2 separate regions of the Homo sapiens genome follow, and region 2 is linked to region 1. A link is an interaction called in ENCODE POLR2A ChIA-PET data of the cell type or tissue named here. Cell type or tissue: CD4-positive, alpha-beta T cell. All regions are shown on one strand. Each heading gives the region's core, and the rest is flanking DNA. Links, peaks and the distances in the headings are about the cores only. Region 1 overlaps USP34 (ubiquitin specific peptidase 34). Region 2 overlaps XPO1 (exportin 1).

Region 1 (4,392 bases), core at 121-4,120:
TTCTTTTTTGTGTCTCTTGGCTTTCATCCGGGATCATTTTTCTCTTAGCAATTTTTTTTTTTTTTTTTTGAGACGGAGTCTCGATCTGTTGCCCAGGCTGGAGTGCAGTGGCGCAATCTCGGCTCACTGCAAACTCTGCCTCCCGGGTTCATGCCATTCTCCTGCCTCAGCCTCCTGAGTAGCTGGGACTACAGGTGCTTGCCACCACGCCCCGCTAACTTTTTGTATTTTTCGTAGAGATGGGGTTTCACTGTGTTAGCCAGGATGGTCTTGATCTCCTGACCTTGTGATCCGCCCGCCTCGGCCTCCCAAAGTGCTGGGATTACAGGTGTGAGCCACCGGGCCCGGCCAGCATTTTTTTTTTTTTTTTTTTTTTTTTTTAGTGTGGTTCTGCTGTTGACAGTTTTTTCTCTTAGCATTTTTTTGTGTGTGTGTGTTTAGTGTGGTTCTGCTGTTGACAAATTTTTTTTTCAGTGTTTGCTTGTTTTCTAAAGTTCATTTTTAGGCTAACACTGAAGTAGGATAATGAATTACAAGTTGGCAGTTACTATTGCTTCTTCAAACCAATCATTCCATTGTCCCCTGGCTTCCATTGTTTATACAGAGAAATCACCTATCGGTTTTACTGTTACTTCTTTGAAGATAAGTTTTTTCCTCACTTGCTCAGTTTTTTTTTTTTTTTGGTGTTAAGGAACAGAGTTTAATAGGCAAGAAAGAAACGATAAGGCAGAAGGAAGAGGCTCCCCTGTACAGAGACGGAGGGGGTGCTCCAAAGCCAAAAAAGGAGGTCTCCACGTGCGGTGGACACCTGCCAGGTATATATGCAGAGGCTGGAGGAGGCAATGTCTGATTTGCATAGGGCTCAGGGGATTTGTTTGACTAGGCATGTCATTCAGGTAGCCCGTGAAAAAGCTGGCCCTCCCACCCTAGCCCTTTAATGTGCATCATTTGCTCAGTTTTAAGATTTTCTTTGTTTTTGTCTTCAGTAGTTAACTATGACAAGTCCGCATCTGATTTTGTATTTATTGGGATTCATAGTGCTTCTTGAATGTGAGTTTTTTAAAAATTTATTTTAGAAGTACTTAGCCATTATTTTTTCAAATGTAGTCACTGCCTCAGTCTGTCTTTCATCACCTTTTGATCTTCCTTCTCTCTTTTGCTTTCTTCTATATTTTTATCCTTTTGGCTTTTGTGTCTTCATACTGCAGTCTGGATATTTTCTTTGACCCATCTTCCTTTTTCGATTTCTCAGTCTTGTTTAATCTGTATTAAAGCCATCTATCAATTTTAATTTCTGTTATTGTATATTTTAATTCTTAGGCTTTTGAGTTTTTTCTTTTTAATAGATTTTATTTTTGGGACAGGGTTTTGCTCTGTCACCCAGGCTGGAGTGCAGTGGCAGAATCTTGTCACCTTGACCTTCTGGGCCCAAGTGATCCTCCCACCTCAGCCTCCTGAGTAGCTGGGACTACAGGCATGCATGCCCCACCATACCTACAATTTTATTTATTTATATTTTTAGCAATGAAGTCTCCGTATGTTGCCCATGCTGAAGCAGTCCTGCTTTCGCCTCCCAGAGTGCTAGGGTTACAGGCATGAGCCACCTTGCCTGGTCAGCATTATTTTTTTACAGCAGTTTTTAGTTCACACCAAAATTGAGCATAAGGTGCAGATATTTCCGGTATGCCACCTGACTCCCCACACACGAAGCCTCCTCCATTATCAACATCTGACACCAGAGTGAGTGGTACATTTGTTACACTTGGTGAATCTACGTTAACATATCATTATGACTCAAAGTCCATAGTCCACATTAGGGTTCACTGTTGGGGTTTGACAAATGTGTAATAACATATCCACCAGTACAGTGTCGTACAAAGTAGTTTCACTACCCTAAAATCCTGTGTGCCCTACCCATTCATTCCTTCCTCCCCACTAATCACTGGCAACTGCTGATCTTTTTACTGTCTCCATAGTTCTGCCTTTCCTACTACATCACATAGTTGAAATCATACAGTATGTTGCCAGTTAAGATTGGTTTCTTTCATTTAGTAATAGGAATTTAAATGTTCTTTATGTATTTTCATGTCTTGATAGTTTTTTTTTTTTTAACACATCTGCTGGCAGGAAGATAGCTTTTTAAAAAATTTATTTTAATTGACGTAATAATTGTACGTGTTTATGGGATATGTAGTGATTTTTTTATGCAAAATTTCATCATATAGTGATGTGTTGATACATATATAGTGATCAGATCAGGGTAATTAGTGTATTCATCTCAAACATTTATCCCTTTTTTGCATTGGGAACCTTCTGTGGCCTCTTTGTAGCTATTTGAATCTATATAATGTATTATTGTTAACTGTAGTCATTTCACAGTTATGTAGAACACTGGAACTTATTCCTCCTATCTAGCTGTAATTTTTATCCTTTCACAAATCTCTCCCTATTCTTCCCTTTCCCCTGTCCTTTCCACCTTCTTGTATCCTCTGTTCTACTTTTTACTTACATGAGATGAACCTTTTTTTAGCTTCCACATGAGTAAGAACTTATGGTGTTTAACTTTCTGCTCCTGGCTTATTTCACATAAGATAATGTCCTCCAGTTCCATGTATGTTGCTGCAAATGACAGGATTTCATTATTTTTAATGGATGTATAATATTCCTCTGTGTGTGTGTGTGTGTGTGTGTGTGTGTGTGTGTGTACACACATCACATTTTGTTTATCCATTCATCTATCGTTGAACACGTAGGTTGATTTTGTATCTTGGCTACTGTGAATAGTGCTGTAATCGTGGGAATGCAGACGTCTCTGATACAGTGTTTTCCTTTCCTTTGGATAAATGCCTAGCAGTGGGATTGCTGGATTATATGGTAGTCGTGTTTGTAGTTTTTTGAGGAGCTTTGATACTGTTCTCTATAGTGGCTGTGCTAGTTTACGTTCCCACTAACACTGTATAAGAGTTCCCTTTTCTGTGCATCCTTGCCAGCATTTGTTATTTTTTGTGTTTTTGATAATAGCTATCCTAACTGGGGTAAGATACTTCATTGTGGTTTTGATTTGCATTTTCCTGATGGTTAGTGATGTTGAACATTTTTTTCACATATTTGTTGGCCATTTGTATATAATCTTTGAGAAATGTCTATTCACATTGTGTGTGCATTTTTAATTGGATTTTTTCTTTTTTTTTTTTTTTGCTGTTAAGATGTTTGAGTTCCTTGTAAATTCTTGATGTTAATCCCCTCAGATGAGTAATTTGCGTATAGTTTGTCTCATTCTGTAGGTTGTCTTTTTTTACTCTGTTGATTTTTGCCTTTGCTATACAGAAGTTTTGTAGTTTGACATAATTCCATTTGTTGTTTGTTGCCTGTGCTTTTGAAGTCTTTATTCATAAAATCTTTTCCCAGACCGATGTCCTGAAGCATTTCCCCTGTTTTGTTCTAGTAGTCTTATAGTTTTGTTAGTTCTTTGAGCCATTTTGAGTTGATTGTTTATGTAGAGGAGTGAGGGTATAGTTTCATTGTTGTGCCTATGGATGTCCAGTTTTCCTAGCACCATTCATTGGAGAGACTGTCCTTTCCCCAGTGAACATTCTTGGCACCTTTGTCAAAAATCAGTTGACTGTAGATACGTGTATTAACTTCTGGGCACTCTGTTCTGTTCCGTTGGTTTATGTATCTGTTCTTATGTCAGTACCATGCTGTTTTGGTTACTACAGCTTTCAATATATATTTTTAGGTCTTTTCTTTTTTCTTCCTTTTTTTTTTTTCTTTTCTTTTCTTTTTTCTTTTTTTTTTTTTGTAATGCAGTCTCTCTCTCTGTTGCCCAGGCTGTAGTTCAGTGGTACCATCACAGCTCACTGCAGCCTTGACCTGAGCACAGTTGATTCTCCCACCTCACCCTCTCAAGTATCTGGGACTACAGGCATGCATCAAGATGCCTGGTTAATTTTTTTTTTTGGCACTTACGCATTTCTGTGCCTGTTGAGTGGTGGCAGGAGCAGCCCTAGGCTGGGCAGCCGAGTGGCCGAGCAGAAGTTACAGGGACACAGGGGCACCTCTAGCCCCAGAGAGGGAGACTGGGGCTTTGGGAGCTGTGTGGCCCTGGGCTCCAGAGGAGGCCTCCTGACATCTCTTCCCCCAACCAGCTCTAGTCTCTCTGCAGCCACCTTTTCAGGAAGGGCAGGGACTCCATAAAGCTCCAAAATTTACTGCCTTTCTCATTACAGGGGCTGGGAGGTGGGGCGCAGAAAGTATAAGAGGTTTAACCTGCCTGGGTGACTTTAATTCCAAAGGGCAGAGCCTGGGTGTGGTGGGACCCATGTGTGGTCCCAGTGCTTTGGGAGGCCGAGGCAGGAGGATCACTTGAGCCTAGGAGTTTGAGGCTACAGT
Region 2 (4,392 bases), core at 313-4,312, 61 kb before region 1:
AGCTTAGAAAGCCAGTTTAAAGGAATTGAAATGTGTTATGTAAATGTCTGTTTTGCAACTGAGACCCACTAATTTATTTAGAACAAAAAGTCAGAGACCAGTAATGGGTCCTTTTCTGTCAAATTTCAAGCTGAGCTGTTTCTGCTACTTAGAAACATTTCGATTTTCTACCTAGATATGTATTATATCATTGCTAATTATTTATTTATTTATTTATTTATTTATTTGAGGTGGAGTCTCACTCTGTCGCCCAGGCTTGAGTGTACTAATTTATTTTTAAGTGCAGTTTAACATTGGATTTTTTTTTTTTTTTTTGAGACGGAATCTTGCTCTGTCGCCCAGACTGGAGTGCAGTGGCACGATCTTGGCTCAGAGCAACCTCTGGCTCCTGGGTTCAAGCGTTTCTCCTGCCTCAGCTTCCCAGGTAGCTGGGATTACAGGCATGAGCCACTGCTCCTGGCCTACAGTTGGAATTTTTTGTTGTTGTTTTTGAGACGGAGTCTTGCTCTGTCACCCAGGCTTGAGTGCAGTGGCGCGATCTCAGCTCACTGCATTGTCCATTTCCTGGGTTCAAATGATTCTCATGCCTCAGCCTCCTGAGTAGCTGGGATTATAGGCGCGTGCCACCATGCCTGGCTAATTTTGTTGTATTTTTATTAGAGACAGGGTTTCACCATGTTGGCCAGGCTGGTCTGGAACTCCTGACCTCAAGTGATCTGCCTGCCTCGGCCTTCCAGAGTGTTGGGATTACAGGCGTGAGCCATCCGTCCGGCTGGAATGCTATTCTTAATTGACCTGCATTTATTTATTTATTTATTTATTTGGCAAGCCTTGAGGAAGGGATTTGGGGAATGAACAATGGTACTTGATCAAATAATCCTTGTACTAGGCAATCACAGTTTCTAGGGCCACTGTACCTGGCCATGGGGGTTTTATTGATAATAATCTGTAAGGAACAAAAGGGTTAGTACTATCGGAATTTTTGATTAGATGTAGTGAGCATTAAGGACATATGGAAAGTAGTTTGAAGTAAAATATATACAGTATAAGAGTCAGAATCAGCCAGGCGCGGTGGCTCATGTAATCCCAGCACTTCGGGAGGCCGAGGTGGGCGGATCACCTGAAGTCAGGAGTTCGAGATGGCCTGGCCAAAATGGTGAAACCCCATCTCTAGTGAAAATACAAAAAAAAGCCAGGTGCGGTGGCTCACGTCTGTAATCTCAGCACTTTGGGATGCTGAGGCAGGATAATCGCTTAAACCTGGAAGGCAGAGGTTGCAGTGAGCTGAGATCACGCCACTGCACACCAATCTGGGGTACAGTGAGGCTCTGTCTCAAAAAAAAAATACAAAAAAAGTAGCCAGACATAGTGGCATCTACTTGTAGTCCAGGGTACTCAGGAGGCTGAGGCAGGAGAATCACTTGAACCCAGGAGGCGGCCGTGTCAGTGAGCCTAGATCACACCACTGCACTCCAGCCTGGAAGACAGAGGAAGACTCCATCTCAAAAAAAAAAAAAAAAAGTGAGAATGTTGCATAGATTACCCAAGTTAATTCTTATAATTTAGTGTTCATTTAAAAGGAAAATTGATTTCCTACTTTTTGTTTTTAAAAATAGTATTAGGCTGGGTATGGTGGGTCAGGCCTGTAATCCCAACATAAAATGTGGCCAAGGCAGGAGGATTGCTTGAGGTTTGGAGTTCAAGGCCAGCCCCAGCAACAATGAGACCAGGAAAAATCAGCCAGGCACGGTGCTAAGCACCTGTGGTCCCAGCTAGTCAGCTAGCTGAGGCAGGAGGATCGCTTGAGTCCAGAAGTTCAAGGCTGCAGTGAGCTGTGATGGCACCACTGCATTCTAGTGTGGGCAACAGACCAAGACCCTGCCTCTAAAACAAAATGTAAAAAATATATTTTCCATTTCCCTATTCATTTTATGTATTTGTAGCATAAATGTTACTATGCATATTGACACTTAACACCATTAGATTTCTCTTACATGTATTACGTTGCTTTACTGCATTAGTAATATTTTTTTCGTAATTAGGAAAGTCCATAATTACTGTTACAGAAATTTTTTATTTGGGATATTGTGGGAAATGGCTAGTGTTGTCATAGTTAATAAAAATTATATAATTAAGTGCCATTGAAGAACCATAGTTTGAAAGTGAATTTAATACATTAGCTCATAGTTATACAATCTCACAAGCATTTTGCTGCCTTCAGGTTGTCAGTTTCCTGCTAATGCTAATGACTAAATTTTTTATTTTTCTTTTCAACGAAAATTTCACTCAGTTCTATATATGCCAGATGAGGCTTGGAACATACAGCTCTACAACCTTTAACTGCTTTTCCAAAAATCTGAACGCTATGAAAATGAAAAATCTTCATAATTTAACTGATTTGGTGACAAAGCGTAAAGTGAACAGATGTGAGAGTATTTGTAATTGTTAATTTTACGTAGTAGGAAATAGTAATTTGTTCAATTAGGGTTGCTACTTCATATCCTTTTAGTGTTTCAATATAGGTGTACCACACTACTTTTCCTTTAAAAATGTTCTCAGAATTTAACATTCTGCAACACTCTTGAACCCTGTGATTTTGGAGAATGGAACCTATAGTAGATGCTCAGCAAATTCTACATGATGCAAATTAAAATCAAGGATATGAGTATCATGTCTTAACTGTTTAAAGAGTAGGTTTTACTATGAAGAGATCCATAAGTAAAGAGCATTTGAAATGAAAACTTTTTCCTAAACTTCCCTCTTTTTTTTAACATTGTGTGTGTGAAGTTAATGTTGTATTTCTAATATGAGCTTAATGTTGCAATTAATGTATAGTGGAAAATAATAACACGTATATTAATTCATTTTTGAGACAAGAGTTCGCTCTGTTGCCCAGGCTGGAGTGCAGTGGCATGATCTCCGTTCACTGCAGCCTCCGCCTCTAGGCCTCAAGCGATCCACCGGCTTCATCCTTCCAAAGTGCTGGGATTACAGGAGTAAGCCACTGTGCCCAAGCCATCAATAAATTTTTATGGGTTAGAAGTTTGGGCCAGGCCTGGTGGCTCATGCCTATAATCCCAGCAGTCTGGGAGGCCAAGGCAGGTGGATTACTTGAGGTCAGGAGTTTCAGACCAGCCTAGCCAACATGGTGAAAACATGTCTCTATAAAAATACAAAAAGTAGCTGGGTGTGCTGGGCGCAGTGGCTCACGCCTGTAATCCCAGCACTTTGGGAGGCCGAGGCAGGCAGATCACGAGGTCAGGAGATCGAGACCATCCTGGCTAACACGGTGAAACCCCATCTCTACTAAAAATACAAAAAAATAGCCGAGCATGGTGGCGGGCGCCTGTAGTCCCAGCTACTTGGGAGGCTGAGGCATGAGAATGGCGTGAACCCAGGAGGTGGAGCTTGCAGTGAGGCGAGATCGCGCCACTGCACTCCAGCCTGGGCGACAGAGCGAGATTCTGTCTCAAAAAAAAAAAAATAGTAGCTGGATGTGGTGGTGCGTGCCTGTAATCCCAGCTGCTCAGGATGCTGAGGCAGGACAATTGCTTGAACCCAGGAGGTGGAGGCGGAGGTTGCAGTGAACCAAGATTGCACCTCTGCACTCCAGCCTGGGCAACAGAGCAAGACTGTCTCCAAAAAAAAGAAAGAAAAGGCCGGGTGCAGTAGCTCACACCTATAATCCCAGCACTTTGGGAGGCCGAGGAGGGCGGATCACTTGAGGTCAGGAGTTCAAGATCAGCCTGGCCAACATGGTGAAACCTTGTCTCTTATTGAAAATACAAAAATTAGCCAGGCATGGTGGTTGATGCCTGTACTCGGGAGCCTGAGGCAGGAGAATCACTTGAACCTGGGAGGCAGAGGTTGCAGGGAGCCAAGATTGTGCCACTGCACTCCAGTGTGTGTGACATAACAGGACTCCGTCTCAAAAAAAAAAAAAAAAAAGAAAAGAAACACATGGAACCAAATCAGGATGAAAGAAACTGGAATAGCAGTTTGTTATAGGCTGGGCTTGTTGGCTTGTTCCTGTAATTCCAGCACTTTGGGAGGCCCAGGCAGGAGGATCACTTGAGTCTATGAGTTTAAGACCAACCTGGGCAACAATGCCAGATCCCATCTTTAAAAATATGAATAGCACATTAAATTCATTGATTTTTTTTTTTTAAGTCTTGCTCTGTTGCCCAGGCTGGAGTGCAATGACGTGATGTCTGCTCACTGCAACCTCCACCTCCCGGATTCAAGTGATTCCCCTGCCTCAGCCTCCCGAGTAGCTGGGATTACAGGCACCCGCCACCACGCCCAGTTAATTTTTGTATTTTTAGTAGAGACAGGGTTTCACCATGTTGGTCATGCTGGTCTCGAATTCCTGGCCTCAGGTGATCCACCCAC

Evidence for each region. ChIA-PET counts read pairs that join two places held together with the same protein. Peaks named below come from ENCODE experiments on the same cell type or tissue, not always from the same donor. Only the 100,000 strongest peaks of a DNase experiment are listed, where the experiment ranks them.
Region 2: POLR2A ChIA-PET joins it to region 1 with 5 read pairs; 10 of 35 experiments call an interaction of 5 or more read pairs at or near these places.

Annotation. Positions count from the first base shown.
Region 1 is chr2:61,441,212-61,445,603 of GRCh38, reverse strand. All of the region lies in intron 1 of USP34 (ubiquitin specific peptidase 34), which reads left to right. Among named protein-coding and RNA genes, the nearest start is that of SNORA70B, 26 kb to the right of the region's middle. In CD4-positive, alpha-beta T cell, for the core only: no CTCF peak of the experiment used is centred there; a DNase peak (open chromatin) is centred at 1,833.
Region 2 is chr2:61,502,522-61,506,913 of GRCh38, reverse strand. All of the region lies in intron 4 of XPO1 (exportin 1), which reads left to right. Among named protein-coding and RNA genes, the nearest start is that of USP34-DT, 34 kb to the right of the region's middle. In CD4-positive, alpha-beta T cell, for the core only: no CTCF peak of the experiment used is centred there; no DNase peak of the experiment used is centred there.